3 separate regions of the Homo sapiens genome follow, and regions 2 and 3 are each linked to region 1. A link is a loop called in an ENCODE intact Hi-C map of the cell type or tissue named here. Cell type or tissue: IMR-90. All regions are shown on one strand.

Region 1 (8,000 bases):
CTACAGGGAGCACCATTTTAATTATTCTCAGCTCATAGTTAAGTGATGTTGGAGTTGGCCAAAATTACCTTGTTGGCTTTCTGCCCCTGTTTCATTAAGGGATCACAAATGAACCCCTGGCCTTTTGGAGAGAGGTTTTCTGGAGTGTTTTTTTCCTTCTACTATAGAGGCTCCTCCCTCATTCATTATACTCTTCCATCTTTTAAGAGGAACTCAATGAGTAGAAGAGGGATTGTAGCCATAAGTTATTTTTTGAAAGTTTAAAGCTGGTTGTAGAATTCAGTGATTCCATTTTAAACTTTGTAAGAATATTGTGCTTAATTACAGTTTGCTTTTCCAATCTAAAGTGACAGAAGTCCTACTTGCTATTTCACCTTTGCAAACTTGACCTTCCTAAAATTAGAGTGGGCCACCTGGAAATATTTACTCACCTAGCTGAGCTGCTGCCAGTGTCCACGCGAGTCCACAGGACTCGTGAACAGCAGCACTCAGCCCATGCCTTGGAGCTGCTCCCACAGAGGGCAGAACCTTTGGACTCTATTAGGACACGAGGGAGGCAGCAATTCACTGATTTAAAAAAAATACACACAGAACTGCCCCCAGGCTTTTCTGTCGGGCTTTTTCCCTCCAAGCAGCGATTTGGGAACAGGTTGTGGGGGGATCTTTGTGGACAGGCAAAAGTGGATGCAAATCAAGATTGCTGCTCTCTTATCAGTCCAATGGAATCTACGTGCTAAACCACCATGTCTTCAAGTCACCAATGGAACTTATTACCCAAGGGGATCCAGGTGAGAAAAATGATTACAACAATCTGTTCCGCATTCCTTGGGGGGTATTTTTCAATAATCTTCTGAGGCAATAGGAAGATAAATTGTTGAAGCAGATGTTTCCTGATTGGGTTAGAACTGAGTCATGATAAACAATTTTGAAATATATATTGGTCAGGAAGAATGTTGAGGGCATATTTCTTCAGGTTGAGTTAGTCTGGGTTTTTTTCAATATATGTTTTTATATAGTGGTTGTAAATGAGTATTTCTTTCAATATTGAATTTTTTTTACATGTACTACATGGTTACTTCTTGGGAAGAAGTCCAGGCATTTCTGAATCATTTGAAAGTTGATTGAGGCCTTTGGTTCCAAAATGACCATTTACCTGAGGAGACAGTGATTCACACGTTGGAAGAGATGATACGGCGTCAGAGTGTCTAAGACATTCCCCTCATGGCTCCCTTCATCTTAAAATGATCTCTGACCTACCCTTTCCTTTCTGGATGACCCATTTTACTCAGGAGCTAAGTGATGAACCAGGGAAGTAAGCACTCACTGTATGGACAACAGGATTTCAGTTCTAAGCTAGTTTTATCCAGGCAACTTCCCTCTTGTGCATTTCACCAATACTTGTTGATTACTCTTACGATTTTCCATGAGATGGAATCCTTCACAATAGTTTCCCCAGTCCTCACAGGAGAGCAACACCTGGAAGGGCATGGCCTTCCTTTAATAGACACACCACTTCCTTTTACAAAGGAAGTTTGGAGAATATAATGTTGCTTGCAACAGCCATTAGGATTTAGCAAAACACTGTTTTATCTCTTTGGATATTGATTGTATGTCATTCCCCTAAGGTATTAAACAAATAAAATCAAGCTACATCATATTTGTTTGCTCTAGGAGAAAGGCATGGTTATCCTACGTTTGTGAATTTTACTTCAGGGAATTCTCTATTGCATGGATTTATCTGATACTGAATTGCTAAAATGAACAACTCAATCCTTTATTCATTTACTCTTTTGCATGAGTCTCTTGTCTCCTAACAACTTGGGTGTGGGCCAGCCCATCTCATTTTGTTGCTGGTCACCAAGATTCTGCTTTAGGTCAGAACAAAAAGCCAGCAGGAAAATGTATTGAGACCATACGTGAAAGTTGGTTGGAACAACGAGGTTGCCCAAGAGGAACATTGTATCTGTAGTCTCCAGTAATCAGAAAACATAAGATGCAAAAGGAAGCAGAATCACTTGAATTATTAGTATTTTGTAGAGCTGCAATTTTTTTTTTTTTTTGGTTTCCAAGGCCTCTTGGAGATGGATAGGGAGAAGGTTGAGTGAAACTTTACAATTATAATATGAAATCAGGGTATCTCAACTGCAGAACAATGAACACTGTAGGCCAGGTAATTTCTTGTTGTTGGGGGCTGTCCTGTGCATGGTAGGATATTCAGCAGCATCCCTGGGCCCTACCCACTAATGATCAGTAGAACCTCCCTCCCAGCTGTAACAACCAAAATGTCTTCAAACATGGCCAGATGTTCCCCGGGGAGCAAAATCGCCCCGGTTGAGAACCACTGCTGTAGAATGAAGAGTAATAGGTTACTTACTGGGTTTTCTTCCTCCTTCTCTTTTCCCTAATTGTTTTAGTTCTAGTATCTGGGTTCCCTTGGTTCAGAAAGCAGCATTTCCAAATAATCTAAAAACAGAGTGCTCTTACATAGCAGAAGGCCTTGTGGGATATTCTGGTGGTTCTGAAAGAAATGTGAAGCTTACGAGTCAAGTTTCAGATTAACCATTTCTGACCCTGTTGTTCTCAATGAATTTCAGGGGACTTTTTAATGCTTTCCTCTCTCTCTCTGTTTCGATCTATTCATTCATTGATTTAACTTAAAAGCAAAACAGCTTCCCAGTTCAATTTTGAACGTGAAACGCTGATTCTCCTTTGTCCCAAATCTTTCTACCTAACATTCAGCCCAAGCTATGTACAGGCTGCGGCTGTCCAGGAAACAGGCAGGGTTTGCCAATCCCATGTTCGATTTAAACCATTTGATGAGACCCTTCATCACAGACTCTCGCAGTCTCCCTGCAGCAAATAGTACTCTGGATCCTGCCCACGTTCTCTGGATTCTGAGCTGCCTCTGGAGGGAGTCACCCCTCACCAACAAGGCCAGGTTTTCCGGCCTGAGCCCCAGAATAACACATCAGCTGCTGGGAACACCTCGAGTCCTTTTGATTTCTCTCCATAGTCACGTTTTATGTTCGGTTTCCCAGACGGGATGAACCAGAAATCATGCTTTTTTGGAAACAGATTTTTTCATAGGAAGGAAAGAAAACACCGTGACTCGTCAGCACTCTTGTCCGTGCCTCTGAACCCCCAGCCTTGTGTCATTTCAGCTGAATCAGAGAACAACATCCCAGTCACCTGCTTGGGGCGTTCGCGTCTCCTGGCTTGTATTTTTGACTGAATAACAGCAATCCGTGAGCAGCAGCTAAAATAATAGAGCCCTGAAAAATGCCCCAACCCCCACTCCCTTTTCTGGTCCTGTCTCCTTGCTCCAGGAGTAGTGAGGAAAGAGACCAGTTAATAGCGTGGATGAAAGCTGAAGGACAGACGGTTTGAGAAGAAAAGTGAACATTCTTGCTTCCTCATCTATGCCAACTTTGAACAGGGACAGCTGCTGCCACAGGTAAACACCACTATAGGGTTGGCCGTGGCCCTAAGCTAGGTGTCACCGTAAGCCACGGGCCAGCACACGAACGCTGGCCTCTCCCCCATTCGCACAATTGAGCTCTTATCCTTAAACGAACTTTGTTTTTTGACCAGCTCACTAATTGTGATTGAAAACACCAGCTCCCCAGCAATGCACACGCATTGGAGTTAGCAGCAGCAAGACAGGCCCTAATTGCTCCATTTACATAAAAGTAGAAACATACAACTTCTAAATATAAATCTCTGGCACATCGTTCCTTTTGCAATTACAGTAAAATAAGGTACCACAGTTTCCCTCCCGGCTCCTTCTCGCAGCAAGCTGCTCCACCGGGTTCGCTAGTGGCTGCTCCTCGAGGCGAGAACAGAGCCATGCAAATGCTCCAGCGTGGAGTTGGGTTTGTGAAGTCGCCAGTAAATCAGGCCGCCTCCACTAGGTGAATAACGCGGTGGCAGCGGGCCACTTTGCTAGTGCAGTCGCTGGAGGACCGCGCTCCGCACTCAGAAGGGGGCAGTTGGCTGGTGCGCGAGCGCTCCCGGCTCGCCTCTGTCCGCGGGGAGCCAGCCGGCCCCTCCGCAGGTCCCGCTCCCTGACATTTGCTGTGGTTTCACTCCCTGGCACTGAGGGCTGGGTTCAGAGATTCCCAGCTGCACTCACTGAACAGTGATTTTTTTCCCCTCCCTGAATTCTTTAGCTGCCAAAAGGGGGGAAAAAATCAAGAGCTGCTCTTAAAAGAAGTTGCCCTTGCTGGTGCTCAGGGTAAAAATAGAGGCTGCCGCTTAGACCGGCTTGGCCCTGGCTCCAGGCATCCTGCGAGCTGGGCTCGAGCAGCGGCCGCGTTCCGGCGTGATCCCTGGAAGCTGCCAGCAGGTGCTGCTCAAGGTACAGTAGCAGGGCCGAGAAGCCGGGACCCGAAGGGCCTGGGGTGCGGGGAAGCTCCGGGGGAGGGGGAAGTGAAAGAGAAACCAAACCAAGGAAGGAGAAGGAGATTCTGGTCAGGACTGGGCTGACCAGCTTGTGCCCCGGGCCCTTGAGTTCCGCAGGGAAAAGCTGATTCCCAGTCTAGAATATTCCACAGAAGCTATTTTAACCTGCCTGCTTCCTCCACCACCCCCACCTTGATTTGCACCGAGGGAGGAGGCATTGCCACTGTGGTGCAGGTGGTTGCAGAGGGGTTGCAGCACGGCTGGTAGGCTGGCCTGGCAGGTGGGCACTCGGTGGCATCAGATGGCCAGCGGAGTTTCAGAGTCACACTTGTGTTGTGGCTCCTCTGGTCAGAGAGCTGCAGATTCCTGTGACACCCATGTTTAAGAACAGCCACCAGGCTTCTCAGAAATAGTATCACTTATTATTATCTGACAGCTGCACTTGACCCCCACAGGTTCATATCATGGATCCCATTTTATAGATGGGAACACTGAGGCCTGAGTTTACACGGTGAGTGAGCAGAGGAACTGGGATCTGATCTGGGTTTGTTTTGTGCCCCCCACCCCCACCCCACGTCACCTACACACACACACACACACACACACACACACACACACACACACACACTACTTTGTGTGGAGGCGGAGGGGATGTTTTCAGGACACTAGGGTTCATGTGTGGGTCAGGGGTGAGTTTAGATGCCCTGAAGGTCATTGACTCCACTAATTCTCAGCAAAAAGGGTGGAGAAGTTTCTTTCTTATAAAGGGTTTGAGTTCACCCAGTGCTAAGCTGAGGGGCAGGTTTGGAGTTCACCATCATTAATCCTATTTCTGTCTTCGCCACTCAGATTCACTCTCTTCCTCTACAACCTAATGATTTTTTTCCTACTTCATTTCTGCATATGCAGTTCTTAGAATACTCCTTCCCCCCACCCCCATGCAGCTCAGCACCCACACTTTCTCTGTATCTAGCCAAGAGAGACCCTTTTACACAGAAAACTTCTGGTGTCCTAATGGAACCTGCTTAAGCCACACATCAGGAGGCCAGAGCCTCTATATTTTGCTTGTGGGCACAGTGAAAAGTTTATTTTATGCATGTTAAATCCTGCATACAAAACAACATATCTGGTCATATGGCTCTCATTAGCTCCCAATTTTGCACATTTTATCCAACTTGTCATGAGAACTGGGCTTATGCTTCAACTGTAGTCCTTCAAACAACCCTTCACCGTTCTTGTCAGAGGACCCCTTCCTCCTGTGTTATTTACCAGACTTGCCAACACCCCTCCCCCACAAAAAAAGCCTGACCAGCTTTACCCCTATTTCAAGGAGTGTTCACTTCTTTTCATTAATCTGCTGTTATATTTGTAACAATTTAGAAATTATAGGAGTTGAAGTTCTGGTAAAAAAGAATGATGCATGAGGGTTTTTGTTGTTGTTGTTGTTGTGTGTGTGTGTGTGTGTGTGTGTGTTTGGTTAGTTAGAATGAGATTCTAAAGACCTGGGAAGGATACTTATGAAGTTCATTTAAAGAGAATTACTATTTCCAAAGTTCTTGATTTATGAAGCAGGCATTCAATTTCAAGATGTAAAATAATAGTGTAAGTTGGTTGGGGTCGGGGGAGACCATCATCATATGATTATACAGATTTTCCCAATTTTTTTCCTCAATGAAATAGCTTATTTTAAAAATATAAAATTAGAATCCCTATAAAGAACACTACCAATTTTCTTTCCTGAAAGAAACAATAAAATACTTTGTAAATAGAAGCAACTTCATGAAGTAACAGATGTTTTATGTAAAGACATAAAACTGAACCTGAATATAACGAGACGTGTGTGCGAGTAGTAAAAGTTGAAAGTTGGACACACTCATTGAGACATATCTATTTGATTCCAATGTTTTTCTAAAAGGTAGAGTAATCCTAGCCAGAGGTTTCACTGGCTCAGTGCATCACCCAGTAGTGTCTCAGAAGCCAGGAAGGGCTTTCCATTAGATAATGAATTATGAAATGTCTCACACTGGAAAAACCAGTCATCCGCTGATGTCATGCTGATTCCAACCAATCCCAAACAAAGCCCCAGCCCTCCTCTGTTTCAGTGGTACCAATGTGTGGTGTACAAATAAGTAGTACAGTATAAAACTTCACAGTGCCAATACCATGAAGAGGAGCTCAGACAGCTCTTACCACATGATACAAGAGCCGGCTGGTGGAAGAGTGGGGACCAGAAAGGTAATGCTTTTTAACTCTTACTTCTGAGCTCTTTACACATTCAAAGATAGGAAAGCTAGGAGGAATTTTACAACTAATTGGCATTTCCAATGTGCATTGTGATGTGTACCTTTTTATATTATTCAGGCAGGTTAATACAGCTTTTAATAGTCCTAGAGCATGCAAATAGATTATATGTTTATACAAGCCACTCAGCACATATATACAAGTACATATGCCAAAGAGAAAGCTATTTTTAAGAGTTACATTCGCAAACAGTAAATTCAGGGAACACACACATACTCAGATGCAGAGAGAATCCAAATATTGATAAGTTGCACTTATCTAAATGCTGCTATTAGGACTCCTGAGTTGTTTAGAGCCATTAAACTTTTGGTTGTATTTCAGACTTTCTTGTAAAACTTAATTGAACTGCAAAACATTTTGGGTACTGTATATGTGACTCCAAATAGGTGGATGATGTTAAGTATTATAGCACAAAGATTTTTTATAAAACCATTGTAACACAAATGTCCCCTGCCTCCCCCATTCTCTTTCACCATCCCCGTAAAAAATATGAGGCTTTTTAGGCAATGTTGACAAAGTTTTAACAATAATGGTGGAGTAATTGATGTTTCTGGAGCTGAAACCCCAAAGGTGTTAGGTTACTTGTAACAGAAAAAGTCTTACAAATAGTTGTTTTGGAAAAGGGGACAGTATATATAATTCAGAAAGCATTGTTAACCTGTGCAAACTGTAATTATAACTTAGTGTCACAATTTTCTTGCCCTCTTCCCCTTGCACTCAGATCTTATCTTGTAGTAATGATATTTATTAACTCTTTCCACCTAAACTGCATTGCTTGACTGTAATGCTATGAACACACTAGGTGTCAGATATAAGCTGAGTGTATCTTCAGAAACCAAGAGGGCTTATGTGTGGGAAAGAAACCGAGAGGGAAGGAACGCTTTAACAGATGGACCCCTTAAAGATTCTTCTGCAAGATAAAAGCAATAAGACAGAAAATGAAAAAGAGGGGAGGGGGAAGAATTTTTTTTAAGCCTTAGAAAGGCATTGTTAAAAAATTCACATTTTTCTTTTTCTGTGCACACTAAAATCCATGATGATTTCATCTGCACTGTTCCTTTGAGGGAAAAAGAAGCAGTCAAGGAGGCTGTCTATGAATGCACTGGTCGGGACAGGCTTGGGGCAAGCTGAAAAAACTACCACATGACAGAGAAAAATAATTTGCCAATATATTTTAGAGAGTCTTTTCCCATAGGACCAGTTATTCAAGTCATACGAGTGCACTCTTTTTATAAAAGGATGTGGGAAAGGCCAAGAGAATTTTGCATTTTATCTGTGAAGTCCGGCGAGTGGTGGTA
Region 2 (8,000 bases), 1.4 Mb after region 1:
CGCCCTGTCACCCAGGCTGGAGTGCAGTGGTGTGATCTTGGCTCACTACAACCTCCACCTCCCGGGATCAAGCAATTCTCCTGCCTCACCCTCCCAAGTAACTGGGGTTACAGGTCCATGCCCCCACACTGGGCTAATTTTCATATTTTTAGTAGAGATGTGGTTTCGCCATGTTGGCCAGGCTGGTCTCAAACTCCTGACCTCAAGTGATCCACCTGCCTCAGCCTCCCAAAGTGCTGGGATTATAGGTGTGAGCCACCACGCCCGGCCACTAAATATACTATTATTATTACATACTGACCATGTGTTTCCTCATTCACAGAGAATATATTTGTCCAGCATTATTTTATACATTTTCTTTACTGTTTTCATTATATTCAATCTGTTTTCATCATTCTGTACATAAAATGTTATAATTCCACTATTTCATCCAACCCTGATGCTCCTAAAGATTTCCTAACCCAGCAGTAGTAGTTTCCATTAGTTTCTACTAATTTACTCCTTCTACCAAGATTATGAAAGGAAAATGGAATCAGGATACTTACTTGCCACCAATCATTCTATCCATTCTTTTTTTATGCTTTTAGCATTTACGTATCTAATATGCATATAAATACTTGGGGACTATACGTTTCTACAAAACTGTTAATTTGCTGTCTAGATGGATGGATGATTTTGCCATGCCCAACACACCACCTTCATCCAATACACCACTAAATCCTCTTCTCCTGTCACTACTCCCTCCACTGCCTGACACCATAACCCTAGCAAGGTCTGTGTCAAATTGGGTCTCATGCTTCCTCTGCACTTATCAACTTTCTCCCAGTTTTTAGGTTAAACCCTAAACTGCCACTTAACAGATTCACTACACACAGAGCTCATTTTCTGGCCCCCCACATTAATGCAACACCTCAATGCACCATTATGTTTGCTGAACAAACCTCAGATTCTTTTGCAGTCTACACAGTAACACTATTATAAGTTTTGTTCCCTGCCTCCCAGCTTCTTTGAACTAGGACTGAACTTACTGATTTGATTCCTACAATGGAAACAGGAATGACATGGTAGGCAAAAAAGAACAATCCACACCCCTTCTAAAGTTTCTTGAGATGCATTTTAAACAATGACTAGAAATATATCTTAAATTTAACTATGTAAAAAAAAAAAAACAAAAAAAAAAATCCAATGCAGATTCCAAAAGTCTAACAAGAAAGATGAGTTTATTTTTAAGATACATAATGCTCTTAATTCTTTAATATTGTATTCTTCTTCTATTTGAGACAGCACACTACTAATACAGGTGATGTCACATCAGAATCTCCATCATTCTTCATCAGTGGCATATTATCAAGCGAAACCATGGGGCTGTTTATGATGGAAGTGCAAAGATTCTTACTAGGATGTTTTCAGGATGAGAGATCTCTTCAGACTTCCTTGAAGTTGTTTTCCAAGACTGCTGCTAACCAAGTAATGTTCTGGTGACCCCAAGGTGTCAGTCATAGCTATTCAAAGTCTAGAGGTCCTCCCTGAACCAAAAATGGTCATTCCAAACCAATAAAGATAATAAAGAACAGACAATCTGGAATTTATGTGGCAAACATTCAATAAGAATTTGGCAGTTTGCTTCTAAGAGTTTGTTTCTCTTTAGAAATAAAGCTTAAATCAGTGACTATGCCATTTGCAGTTTAAATGGCCCAGCCTGTAAGATGGCTATACTAACAACACTAACGGTGCTAACAATTCTACTGAGCTTGATCACCATGAGGGAAATTTTCATTGAGAATCTCAGTGTGGAACTTCTCTCCCAGTTACTGTTCTAGGATTCACATGTTTCCCTGCCCCTCTACCAGACTACCAATCTGCTCCCCACTGACCCACACCATTGTCATGAACACATTGGCCAGGCAGAGGAAAAGGAAGACTTCTCCATGACCCAGAGCTCCACTCTGGTGGACAAAACCTATAGGAACAAGGACTCCTGGCAGTTGATGAACTGGGTTATCAGCTGGGAGATAAAGATAGCAGCAGGCCTGCGGTCTCTGAGCTCGTGTAGTACTGGCAGTCACAGCTACCGGCTACTGAACATATGCTATGTGCCAGACCCTATGCCACATATTTTAAATGCACTGTCCTGTGACTTGTCACCAGGTAGTAATATACCTATTTTATACATGAAGAAATTAAGGATCAGTGAGATGAAGCAATGTGCCAAGGTCTGTCTGACTCCAAAGCTCATGCATGCTTTTAAACACTACACCTAAATGTGCTGCTATCTCTAGCAAGTTGAGTCTCAGCAGCAACAAGTGAAAAGAAAAAGGAAAAAAAAATTCAGCAGTAAAGAGGATGGGTGTGTAAAATACTATCACTGAAGAAGTAGATGTTTAGACTGTGCCTAAGAATAGGAATGGGCATTTTAGGCTTGTTTTCCATGATTTAAATCAAGCTTGTCCAACCCGCAGCCCCCAAGCCGCATGTGGCCCAGGACGCTTTGAATGCCCAATATAAATTCATGAATTTTCTTACAATATTACGAGATTTTTTTTGTGATTTTCTTGTTTAGCTCATCAGCTATCTTTGGTGTTGCTGTATTTTATGTGTGGCCCAAGACAATTCTTCTTCTTTCAATGTGGCGCAGGGAAGTCAAAAAATTATCTAAATTTTAGATAATGTTTTAGAAAAATAAAATTCATTTTCACTAAAATGCTTCAAAATTAATTCTGTTTCTGGTCATAAGGAATCACATCAGAATAAATGATGTTAGAAAAGACCCTAAAGCTTAGAAGTAATTACTATGGTGACCTTAATTATTTGAACAAAAGAAAATTATATGTAAGCTAAAACTGTATTGTTTTTACATCAATAAAACCATTTTCTTGGCTGAAATTACCCAAACCAAGTATTTGCCACGCATTTAGTGATATAAAGTAAATAAATGCCCCCCCATCCAGAAGAGGAAATACACACACTCACAAAACACACTCAAGCACACACAAACACTTGCTACTTTATGACTTGTTTGCTAACCTTGTTAACTGAAACAGAGGAAAAACCATGCCGGACTTAGAGGTAGGAGCGTTTGCCAGCAGGTAATTTCTTTCAAGAACTAACTTTTCTCAAGCTAGGCATCCGGCAAAAAAAAAAATCGGATCTTCTAAAGCATAGTCCTTACCCTCTTCACCCTTCTTTCCTAATATGCAGACCTAACCAGTTGTTAACAGGACCTTTCCTAGGAACCTCATACATCTCTAAATGTATATCTTCTCCCTCAGGATATTACTTTACCTGTAAATGTCCCTATATTCACCTTCATGGCTGAAACTAACTCCCTACAAGATTACATTTGGGACATTATTTCCTAAGCAGACTCAATCTTCTTTATAAAACTTCCCTTGAGACACCTCACACACTCAGAAAGGTCAGCACTTCCTCCAACAATCACATCTTAGAGGCTGATGCTAATTTCAGGATACAGCCTTGCTTCCTTTCTGTTCTCAATAATGTCTACGGAGATCAAATCTGTATGTTTATTCTGTGTTGCTGTGCTCAGAAGCCCAGGATGCTGTTCTCTCAGTGAGCCTGTCACAGCATCTGCAGTGTATTCTCTGCTGAGGTTATATAATGACAGACTAACCCATGCAACAGGGAAGACAGTAGGCAGGAGTGCCAATCCAAAAAAATGGAAATCATTCCCAGGAATCTCTCTCCAGGACTTTGAACCATAGAGAATGATAGTTTTACCTTAAATAATCAATGTGTATATCAGTAGCTGTAAGGATGGGGAGGAAATCATCTAATAATAATATGATCATGTTCAGGGATTCTTGCAAATCCCCATTGAAAAATCCTGTCCCATTACCAGGTTACAAGAGTGACATCTAGTGGACTCATATTAGAATGACAACAAGGGTCTAAGGAAAACAAATCACCTGTGCACACATCTTGTTAAAATGCAGATTCTGGTTCATTAGAATGAATCTATTACTTCTAACTTCCAGGTGATGCCAATGCTGCCACTCCATAGACTACTCAGTGTCACTAGGACCCAGAGCATTTCGCACCTGCTTTCACCCTCAGGCGAGAAGGAGGAGGGGGCACTTGAGAGTAAATACTTTCCAGGTGAAAAATAGGCCAAATGAATTATTAATATAATTCTGTATAATGTTCCTATTTCACTAGCACCACTCAGCATGCACACGTACCATTTCCTGTCTGGGCAGGGTCCCTGAAGCAGTACTCCTTTTCCTAAATGCCAGAAGCAAACTTAAGAAGGAAACAGCCTATTTCACAGCCATACTTATACATCAACATGATTTGTTCAAGTCTCCAGTACAGATTCACTTCAGTACTTAACATCTTACAGGCTTTCTACCATTGTTATATTATTTGCCTAATATTAAACTATAATAGTAATTGGTACCATATCAGAACTCAGTTATTTTCCCCCCAGGCAGCCTGCACCTGAACTGAGATCTATCAGGGTACTGTGTTGGTGCTAAGCACAGCTACTCAGAATTTCAACAAGATTTGCACTGGACACCCCTAGGAACAAAACAGGACATGTAACTACATGCGAATCCAACTGTTTCCATAAACTAGTCCTGTGTGATTTATTTGAGCTAAAGAGCCCTGACCTCCACACAGAGCCACCAGGCTAGACTCTTAGCTGCGAGGTAATGTGCGTGTCCCTTCAAAGAGGAGCTATGCCAGGCCTCACCCAAACTCTTCCCACCTAGGCCTCCACCTTGGGTAGATTTGAACCCATTCTTTGGTTTTAGGTCCACAGTTCTAGGAACGACAACAATGATTTCCAGCACTGAAGGAAATCAGTCTCTTTTCTCCAAAACACATACACATACACACACATACACACACATGCACACACATACACACACATACACACACACATACACATGTACAAAACCCACTTTCTTGTTCAATAAAGTCCTTCAGTACAAGATGATCGATCTAGGACAAGTAATGAGTTTTAAGCAGTGGAATCCCTGTTTCAAAAAACTACCAGAAGGTGGAATTGTTCTGGTTGAAATGGGGTGTGAATACTTAGAAAACTGTCTACTTGGTTTCTACCCAGGCTATCCCCCTCCTTAGGCCCTGGAATACTCCTCCTCATGTCCCAAATATTCCTTCCCATCCCAGCTCTGTCCCCACACTACCAAACTCCAGAAATACAGGTTGAAAACTAGAAACGATGAGTCTCACAACAGCTAAAACCATCCCCAACTCCTATATTGCTCAAGGACTGTTCTCATTAAATAGATGGAACTGTTAATAGGTAGAGTTGCTTCACTATACCATCACTTACTTATGAACCTAATACCATTTTAGCATATGCGACCAAAGGATTTATTCAAAAGATGTACAACCTGATTTCTGAAGGAAATTTGCTTTTAAGTCATAATTAAGGATCCCTGTGATGAGTAAACAACAGAATTGTTTATACCTCTTGAATTGCTCTTGGCAGTCCTAAAGGGGAAATTATGTAGAGGAAAAGGTCACATAATTATTTCTCAAAAGTAGGATAAAGATAGAAAATGAAACTAAACATGCAGCATTGTATCATCTGCCTATACAGTACAATGAGCTCAAGTCCCCCTGCCTCAGTTAGAATCCCAGTTATACCATGGACTTGTGACCCTGCACAAGTTATCTAAACTCTCTATGCCTCAGTTTCCACATGTGAAAGTGGAGATAATAGCAATAACTATTTTAAGGGCTGTGGTAAATATTGATTTAATATATGTAAGATATTTAATAACACAGTAATCATTGATAAATGTTACATCTGATAATTATTATAGTGATTAAGATAATATTACTAGAACTAATGACTGAATATTCAAAATGGCCTTTGATTCTTTTAGATAATTTTAGCCAAATATGTTAGGCATAGAAAATATAAAAACACATTAGTTCTGCACATATATTAAGAATACAAGAAAAGCCGAAAAAATCTTAAAGGAACTAGGGATTTACTACTTTTACTTTCCTTGCACCACCTTCTATTTTACCTCTTAGCGAAACACATTTAAAACACTATATGTCAGAGGGAATTCTGAGTTTAAAAAATCATAATAGTCTTTGAACAGTTGTAAGTGCATTTATTCTTTGTGCAATAGTTACCCTTGGACATCATGTTACCTTATTTATGTTAACTTCAGAAATTTTGTTTTAAATCAAAGACAGCCAAATCTTTCCTAAGAAGTAGCCCAGAGGGTGGCAGCTATTATGCCGCAGCTGGCACATCTGCCTTAATTTTACCTGCTCCTGGACTGCCCAGTGACCTATATTCTTCAGACTGTGGCAACCTCCTGGCCAACTGGTTCCAAATTTAACCAGGATCTTCAAACAAAAGATTTTGTCTTGCTTTAACAAGAATCCCAAATCCGTAAGGATCAAGGCATACACAAAGGCAAATATTCAAAAGCTACCTGGCCAAAAACTTTAGAACTAAAGGGGCTGGGGGTTCATACAATCCATGCCTTAATTTACCAGAAAACCAACTTTTGAATATTCTAACTCATCAGTGCTAATTAATCAAAAGTTTGTAGAAGCCTCTGAAATGTAATCTAATGTCTTTGCTATCACCTACTCTTTCGTTCCCAATAAATCTCCAAATATTTTTTAATGGGTAAGCATTATCGACATTCTTTGCAATTTTAAGGGTATAAAAACAAGTGTTTAAAATATTCTATTTCCTTCACTTTTTAAAACCAAAAGAGAAATCTCCACAATTTTTTGCTCTTACAAAGGTGAGTATATATTTTTTATAAAGGTAGGTTCCCATCTTGTGGGCTTCTCAGAGATTACTCCTGAAAATCATTTTTGTCATGGTTCCTTTTGTTAAGTATGAATCTATACCCAATCTCAATTAATTAAACCATTCAATAAACTAGAAGCCTTACTCCCTGTAACAACTGAGTGATGCTGCCATACATGATTCTCCTCAAACTCTATTAATTTTAATAATGCTATATTTGGACAATGAGCTGAAGGCTACAATTTCCGAAAAAGTTCTACAAAGAGTTTTTTTAAAACAAAATTACCACAGCGTGTTGCCCTCTTTTCTTCTCTAAAAAATGAAAAGAAATTAAGCTAAAAATCCCATAAAGTTTAAGAAAGAAATTCAGCTCTGTTTATTTATTTACTCTGCCCCTAAGCTTCTATGGGTAGTTTTCATAGAGACTATTTCATATTTTCATAGAAACTATTATTCACAAAAGCTATAATTATTAGTTCAACACACCAATAATAACAGGAGCCACCTTTTATTGAGGGCTTTCTAGAGTCAGATGCTGCACAAAACACTTAGTACAATGATCTCTTTTAATTCTCCAGGCCTGTCTGACCCCAAAGCTCAAGTTCTCCCAACTTTCCCTGCTATATTGCCTTTGAGTCCCTTGAAATCAAGGGCCCAGTTCTTCCTCATTTGGAGGCTTTCAGGACTAAAACACTGCCTACCCCACAGGGTACTCAAGAAATTATGTTTTAATTGGTTTGTCAAGAGTCATTTGAAAGCAATGTACTGAAACCATGGTAGGGGGAAACCTACACTTGCCCTACAGCTCATAATTCAAAGATACTTCTGTAGCAAGGCCAGCTATTAGGTTTGGTACCCACTAGAATCATAATAAACTTGACATTTGTTAAAGAGATAATGGAAACAGATTAGAAGAATTCTAGAATCTGCCAAAAACAAACAAAAAAAAAAGACGCACATCCATGATGCATCCAGCTTAGTTTGGATACAGTCAGAAAAGAAATTTGTTTTTGTTTTGTTGTTGTTGTTTGTTTTGTTTTGTTTTGAGACGGAGTTTTGCTCGTCGCCCAGGCTGGAGTGCAATGGTGCAATCGCAGCTCACTGCAACCACCACCTCCTGGTTTCAAGCGATTCTCCTGCCTCAGCCTCCCGAGTAGCTGGGATTACCGGCACGCACCACCACGCCCAGCTAATTTTTGTATTTTTTAGTAGAGACGGGGTTTCC
Region 3 (8,000 bases), 1.5 Mb after region 1:
AGTCTCGTTCCCGTCGAGCAGGGTGGAGTGTAGTGGTTCGATCTCGGCTCACTGCAACCTCCACCTCCCAGGTTCAAGTGATTCTCCTTCCTCAGCCTCCCGAGTAGCTAGGATAACAGGCGTGCACCATCACACCCAGCTAATTTTTGTATTTTCAGTAAAGACAAGGTTTCGCCATGTTGGCCAGGCTGGTCTCAAACTCCTGATGTGAAGTGATCCACCTGCCTCAGCCTCCCAAAATGCTAGGATTACAGGCATGAGCCACCGCGCCTGGCCTACCCTGGCTATTCTTAAAAAAAAACTCAGGCCGGGTGCGGTGGCTCACGCCTGTAATCCTAGCACTTTGGGAGGCTGAGGTGGGCGGATCACTTGAGGTCACGAGTTCAAGACAAGCCTGGCCAACATGGTGAAACCCCATCTCTACTAAAAATACAAAAATTAGCCAGGTGTGGTGGTGCATGCCTATAATCCCAGCCACTGGGAAGGCTGAGGCACAAGAATCACTTGAACCAGGAGGTGGAGGTTGCATTGAGCTGAGATTGCACCACTGCACTCCAGCCTGGACAATGCAGGGAGACTCCCTTTAAAACAAAAAAAAAGGAAATAATTCAAAACCAGGCCCACATTCTCACATGCAATAATCAATTAGAGTCGAGTATTGCCTCTCCCCTCTACATAGGGCATAAATCCTCTGATTTGCCACAGGGTCCACCACTCTACTTCCATATGCCTCAGCCGGGTTTCAAGTACTTCCCTGACTCCAACAGGTATTTGCTACCCTTGCTTTGTACACAGTAATATACAAAGTTAAGCTAATATACAAAGTTAAGCAGAACAATATCTCCCTGAGTTCTATTTATGTATTTTCTCAAGTAAACAAAGAAAACCTAAATGATTTTAAGATTTGGACATAAATAAACAATAACATCAACTAAGTGATTTTTAAGATTACAAAGAGAAGGTAGAGAAGGTGTCAAATTTTTTTTTTTTTTTTTGCCATCAGAAAGAATCAACAGAACACAGGAAAGATTTTCTTCTACTCCCCTCAGTCCTGATGCTTATTGCTACATCATAAAAGTTGTATCAGGCCAGGCGTGGTGGCTCACGCCTATAATCCCAGGACTTTGGGAGGCGGGAGGATCACCTGCGGTCAAGAGTTCAAGACCAGCCTGGCCAACACAGTGAAACCCCGTCTCTACTAAAAACACAAAAATTAGCTGGGTGTGGTGGTAGGCGCCTGTAATCCCAGCTACTGGGGAGGCTGAGGCAGGAGAACTGCTTGAACCCGGGAGGCAGAGGTTACAGTGAGCCGAGATTGCACCACCGCACTGCAGCCTGGGCAACAGAGAAAGACTCTGCCTCAAAAAATAATAACAAAAATAAAAATAAATAAAGGTTGTATCAGAAGCTACATAAATTTGTCTCCAAATCCTTCATATCAAGCAGAGTGACCCAATGAAGAGCTTTCCATACACATCAGCTACTTGCTGATATTCCCTGCATATGCTGCTTTAGGAAGGCCATGAAAGGGTTGCCTGCAAGCCTTGTTTCTCCAGCCACCTGGAAGACTCTCCCTCAACCTTTTGTAAAAGAGCACCCTCATTATATATGTTGCCACAGCACTTATCACAATAGAAACACAATACCATTATTTGTTAGATTTATTTTGTCTCCTCCCTACTAAAGTGTATACTCCAGAATGTTTTTCTGTTTGGTTCACTGCTGTATCCCCAGCCTCTAGAACAGTGTTCAATAACATTTATTGAAGGAATGAATGAGTGCAAAAATATTTTATATAAAAATAATTTTTTGGCTGGATGCGGTGGCTCACGCCTATAATCCCAGCACTTTGAGAGATCAATGCAGGCAGATCACTTGAGGTCAGGAGTTTGAAACCAGCCTGGCCAACATGGTGAAACCCCGTCTCTACTGAAATTACAAAAATTAGCCAGGCGTGGTGGTGCATGCCCGTAGTCCAGCTACTTGGGAGGCTAAGACAGGAGAATCGCTTGAACCCAGGAGGTGGAGGTTGCAGTGAGCCAAGTTCATGCCACTGCACTCCAGCCTGGGCAATAGAGTGAGAGTCTGTCTCAAAAAATAAAAATAACAAAAATTTTTTTCAAAAACAATCTATAAAAAGTAAATAAATAAAACCACAAAAGTGAGTGATAATCACCAATTAATCTACCCAGATGCATTCGCCACCAGAAATGATCTTTGTCACAAATAAGAGTATGTAAAACAAACTCCACAGATAAAATTATCACTTAATATGAAGGAATTAAAATAATTCAAGATTATAATTATTGATGATTAAAAAAAGGTGTTAAAACATGTCTCTGCTTATGTTTTATCTTGGAAAATTTCAAATAAAAATAGATAGAATATATAATAAACCCATCGGTCAACTTCAATAATTATTCATGGTCAATTTTATTTCCACTATGCCTATCTTTCAATTAGAACTGTTACATGAAGAAAAAATAAAACCATTATCTTTTTCTTTTTTTTTTCTTTTTTCTTTTTTTTGAAACTGGGTCTCACTCTGTCACCCAGACCGGAGCGCAGTGGCACCGTCGGGGCTCACCGCAACCTCGACTGACTGTGTTCCAGCAATTCTCCCCCCTCAGCCTCCCCAGTAGCTGGGACTACAGGCACACACCACTACACCCAGCTAATTTTTGCATTTTGGGTAGGGATGGGATTTCACTATGTTGCCCAGGCTGGTTTTGAACTTCTGAGCTCAAGTGATCCACCAGCCTCAGTCTCCCGAAGTGCTGAGATTGGGCATGAGCTACCACGCCCGGCCACATAAAACCATACTGAAAAACCCAAACGTCTTGATTCAGGTAAATTACAGTTTTATCTCCCAATATCAATAACAAAATGTATAAATTCTTAACTATTACTTTCTCAGTCTTTAGAAGAACAAAAATGGGATATGAAGCAAATAAAGAGAAATAAACTATAAGCCAACATTCTCTGTGCAGAAATAACGCCAAGTTTTAGAGAATGAGTTCCAGGGCAGGTAGTGTGCTGCTGTAGAGGGCACCCTGGCCCGGGATTCCAGCCTTCAAAGCAATGGTTTTCAAACCACTGGTAGTCCCCAGCACAAAACAAGTCTCCAGGAACAGAAAGAAGCTGCCACCATCGGCAGGAAGGCCTGTGCACTGTGAACCACCTGTTATCTCAGCAGGAAGTCAACAAAAGAAATTAAGTTTCAGTTAACTCTAGGTTCGGAAAATCAGGTGCTTCTGGCCAGGAGCCCAAATCCCTCAAATGGGACAAACCCAGGTCCCTCACCATCAGTGCAACTCTAAAAGGACTCTTCTAAATAAAGGCCTGCAGGAAAAATTCTCTTTTTGTTCAGCTTAGAACAAGGGAGAGACACAAATATCCTAATTACTTTAAATTACAACTTCTAAGTATTTCTATTAAAGAGAAAAGGAATAGTTGCTCTCATTGGAAGCAGTAAAGTATAGGGAAAAAGGGGAGTTTTAGGATTAAAAAAAATCTGGATTCAAATTATAGTTCTGCCAACTATTAAATCTTTGACAATTCATTCAATCTTCCTAAGCCTCAATGTCTTCATCTGTAAAATGGCAATATTCACATTTATCTCATAGATTTCTTATGAGGATTTAATTTGATTAGATAACACAAGCAAAATGAATTTTATATCAAGAGCTAAATATACATAATTACTAAAGATGCATTAATCAATGTATAAATAATATATTAGCTTACCTTTTCTACAAAATGTTGAGAATAACAAAAAGAAAACTACCCTGAGGTATGTCAAATGATGACAATAGACATCTAAGCATTTAAATTATGTTGTTTAATAAACCATAAAAATTAAGATATTTTGTACGTGGAATCTTGCACTTGTTCATAATAGCGAAGAAGCTGACAATAATAATAATAAACGTGGCTCTCGCCTGTAATCCCAGCACTTTGGGAGGCCGGGGTGGGTGGATCACTAGGTCAGGAGCTCAAGACAAGCCTGTCCAACATGGTGTAACCCTGTCTCTACTAAAGATACAAAAAATTAGCCAGGCATGGTGGCGCATGCCTGTAATCCCAGCTACTTGGGAGGCTGAGGCAGGAGAATTGCTTGAACCCGGGAGGCAGAGCTTGCAGTGAGCTGAGATCGTGCCATTGCACTCCAGCCTGGGCGACAGGGCAAGACTCCATCTCAAAAATAATAATAATAATAATAATAAACATATATATTCCATAATAGGAGTCAAAAATTATTCCACATTTTCACCTTATACTTGTAACTATTTAAATACTGACTACCAGTACTATGAATAAATTTTATGAGAATAAATAAATAAAATTTTAAAGCAGAGAATGAACATCAAAATGGTATTTTACTAAGATTACTCTGTTGGTGATGTGCAGAATGAAATTATTCATTAATAATTTAATGAAGAGGTAGAAAAAATGTTAAGCCTGGGATCCAGATAGTTCCTTTAAATTTTATTTTTAGCTTTACAATTCCAAAAACAACTATGATTAAAATCTAAATTAAAGAGGAAAAATGTATGCATATCGATTCTACTTTATATTCAAGTAAAGAGCTAAGAAAAATCAGGGAAGTTATGGAAAATCAGAGAGGAATACCCAACACACATTTTCTTTCTCTTTCTCCCTCTCTTCCACTTGGTAATTCACATTCATTTTAAGGAGCAACCTCGCCATCTTGTGGCATTTATGGACACTGAAAGCAAAACGTGAATTTCTAGACGTTGGTAAAAACGTACAGGGAGGAAGCTAAGGGGAAAAGATTTATTATCTCTTAATATTTTCCCTGAGTGCCATATGATCTGGCCTGCCTACCCCATTTTTCTTCTTAATTATGTCTGACTTTGTGTTTTCCCTCTCTCCCATCAGTGCTCAACACACTGTCTTGTTAATGGTTATACTTTTGGAGGTCACAGGTCCCTTTGACAAACTGGTAAGAAGCTATGAACTCTCCTCAGAAGAAAGTAATTGAATACATGCTCATACTCTTAGAACCCCACTCATTAACCCCTGTTGCCCTGGGTTAAGAGTCAGGTTAACGACCTTCAGTAGGTCATCACTGCTCTAGGCCTGGAGAACCTCAATTATCAAAACAACTCTCCCGACAGGGATCTGTTCAAGGACAGCTTTGAGGCTTCCAAGCAACCAAGAGACTCAGGATGAGGCTTTCACTTGATAATAAAAGGAAAAAAGAGAACAAAATAAAGTATCTCTCATCTAGACTATTCCATTAGCCACCTGTTTCTGCTCTCCCTACCTCATTTTTGACTCTTGTGATCACAGTGATTGACTGATTGATTGATTGAGACAGGATCTTGTTCTATTACCCAGGCTGGAGGGTAGTGGTGTGATCTTAGCTCACTGAAGCCTCAAACTCCTGGGTTGAAGCAATCCACCTGCCTCAGCCTCCCAAGTAACTGTGACCACAGGCATGCACCACCACATCCAGCTAATTTTTAAAATTGTTTGTAGAGATGTGGTGTTGCTTTGTTGTCCAGACTAGTCTTCAACTCCTGGGCTCAAGCAATCCTCCCACCTCAGCTTCCCAAAGTAATAGGATTACAGGCATAAGCCACCACGCTCAACCATACAGTGACCTTTTGAAAAGGTAAATCAGTACACTACTTTCCTGCCTAAAGCTTTTTAAGGGCTTTCCAAGTCACTTAAAATAAACCTCCACTCTTTATCCTGGCTTAGAGGGCCCCACATGGCTTGGTTACTACCTACTCTTTGGCCTCAGCTCGTCTGTTTTCCCAATGCCCTATCTTGGGCCCTGATATTGTTTTTAGTGTTCTCCACAGCTTATTCCCAAGGTGGGGCCTTTGCACAACCTAGGATGTATTTCTCTCCAATCTTCACATGGCTTGCTACTACATCCTCCTCAGAGAAGCTTTCTCTACCACCCAATCTAACATAGACTCCTAGGAATTCTCTAGCATTTTATGATATTTTCATTCTCTCTAAAGTACTTATCACTAGTGGATACTTTTATATTTTTGATGGATATCTCTCTCCTCTAGAATGTTAGTACCCTGAGGCCTGTGACCAAGGTGACTGTTCTCTGCAATATCTTTAGCACCTAGAATTACGTCTACCAGTAACTTAGCAAAAGCATGTTTAATAAATGAGTGAATGTGAATATATAAGTCTGGGAATAAAAACAACACTTGTTACAACCGGCTATAGGACAGAGATAAACCTCTGCTCCCTCCAGTGATGTCTGAAATAACCTATTGAGGGTAGAGGACTCCTGGCAACTGAGTTTCTGAGGTTCAACTGTTGGCATTCCCCAACAGTCCATATTTGGTCCTCTCTCTTCTCATTCTCATCTCTCTAATGAATCTCATCCCTTCTAAACAAGATACTGGAAATTCCCGTATCTAGAATAACAATGACAACATTTATCAAGTTATTGTGTATTAGACACTCTGTTAGACTTTTGTCAATTATTTGTTTAATTCATATAACAACTCTATGAATTATCCCCTTTTTACAACTATAACTGAGACATGGAAAGGTTAACTAACCTACTCAAGGTCACACAAATAGGAAGTAACAGAGCTTAGATTTGAACCCAAGTCTGGGTCCTTAAATAAAAAGATGTTTATATATATTTATGCATGTATGGACATCTCCACCAGAAAGTCCAAGGGAATGCAAGCTGACAACCCCTAAGAAGAAGTTATCCCACTTAAGTCACATTCATATGCCACCAACCCAGACTGCTCCTTCTACATTCACTAATTCAAACTGAAGGAAACCTAAGGGCCATCCTGGACTCTATTCTTTTACTTCCTGCCTATATCCAATAGATCACTAATTCCTAATTATTTGACCTGCCAAGTAATTCCCAAATCCATCCAGCCTCTCATGTCCTGCGATAGCCTGCTTACCACTTCCCCTGTCTCAGTTTATTCTTCATGTGGCTACAAAAGCCTTTCGAATTTGTAATTCTAATCAAGACATTTCCTTATTGAAATTCTTACGAAATTGCCTGTAGGATAAAAATAACAGTTCCTTAGCATGACATACTGAATTGTTTGTGACCTAGCCCCCACTCACTACCTATATCTTATCTCTGGCCACCACGTGACATGCATACTTAGAATAGCCGTTCTTCAGACATGCAAACTCTTTAATTCCTCTGGGCCTCTATACATGCCATTTCACTTGTGATCCTCATCTCCATTGTTTGTCAGTTCAAGGACAGCTCAAACCTAGCACTCTTTAAGATACAGACCTGGTCAATGATAGGTTACTAGAGACAAGAAAGAAGCAGGTTTCAAAGAGGACTAAGACCTATCCTGGTAATGAGTTCAAAAACAGTGTATATTTAAAAGTAATACCATTGTTATTAGCTAGAAGGTTAAGATTAATATTCTAAGCAACTACAGAAACTCCAACAATAGACTGTTTACCTCAAAGGAGAATAAAATGCAATAAAATGTTTCATAGTAAGTAATGTAATTCTTCAAAATGTACATACATACCTGGATTCTGTTTATTTCTCTACTCATTTTCTAGTGTAGGATGTTTCTGAATTAAAATGATAGGAGGTATAAACTCCTGATGCTTTTTTTTTTTTTTTTTTTGAGACAGAGTCTTGATCTGTGACCAGGCTGGAGTGCAGTTGCACGATCTCGGCTCACTGCAGCTTCCAACTCCCAGGTTCAAGTGATTCTCCTGCCTCAGCCTCCCGAGTAGCTGGGACTACAGGCACGCAACCACCAAGCCCAGCTAATTTTTGTATTTTTAGTAGAGATGAGGTTTCACCATGTTGGCCAGGATGGTCTTGATATCTCCTGACCTCGTGATCCACTTGCCTCAGCCTCCCAAAGTGCTGAGATTACAGGTGTAAGCCACCGCACCAGGACTTTTTTTTTTTTGAGACGGGGTCTCACTCTATTGCCCAGACTGGAGTTCAGTGAAGCAATCTCGGCTCACTGCAACCTCCACCTGCTGGGTTG

What was found. Hi-C counts contacts between places; a loop is a spot of excess contacts. Peaks named below come from ENCODE experiments on the same cell type or tissue, not always from the same donor. Only the 100,000 strongest peaks of a DNase experiment are listed, where the experiment ranks them.
Region 2: a loop joins it to region 1, with 8 times the contacts of the local background. A loop is called at or near these places in 62 of 110 quality-filtered maps.
Region 3: a loop joins it to region 1, with 7 times the contacts of the local background. A loop is called at or near these places in 29 of 110 quality-filtered maps.

What each region holds. Positions count from the first base shown.
Region 1 is chr7:41,701,641-41,709,640 of GRCh38, reverse strand. It overlaps INHBA (inhibin subunit beta A), which reads left to right and starts at 6,551. Exons shown (of 3, transcript NM_002192.4): 1 at 6,551-6,636. The region is part of intron 1 of INHBA-AS1 (INHBA antisense RNA 1); the gene reads right to left. RefSeq lists enhancers at 1-503, 4,421-4,510. In IMR-90, CTCF peaks have their summits at 3,919 and 4,345 (motif pointing right); DNase peaks (open chromatin) are centred at 900, 3,940, 4,340 and 6,460; H3K4me3 peaks cover 3,434 bases; H3K27ac peaks cover 3,776 bases.
Region 2 is chr7:40,325,625-40,333,624 of GRCh38, reverse strand. All of the region lies in intron 9 of SUGCT (succinyl-CoA:glutarate-CoA transferase), which reads right to left. Among named protein-coding and RNA genes, the nearest start is that of SUGCT, 190 kb to the right of the region's middle. In IMR-90, a CTCF peak has its summit at 3,870 (motif pointing left); a DNase peak (open chromatin) is centred at 3,854.
Region 3 is chr7:40,229,438-40,237,437 of GRCh38, reverse strand. All of the region lies in intron 6 of SUGCT (succinyl-CoA:glutarate-CoA transferase), which reads right to left. Among named protein-coding and RNA genes, the nearest start is that of SUGCT, 98 kb to the right of the region's middle. In IMR-90, a CTCF peak has its summit at 4,709 (motif pointing left); a DNase peak (open chromatin) is centred at 4,707.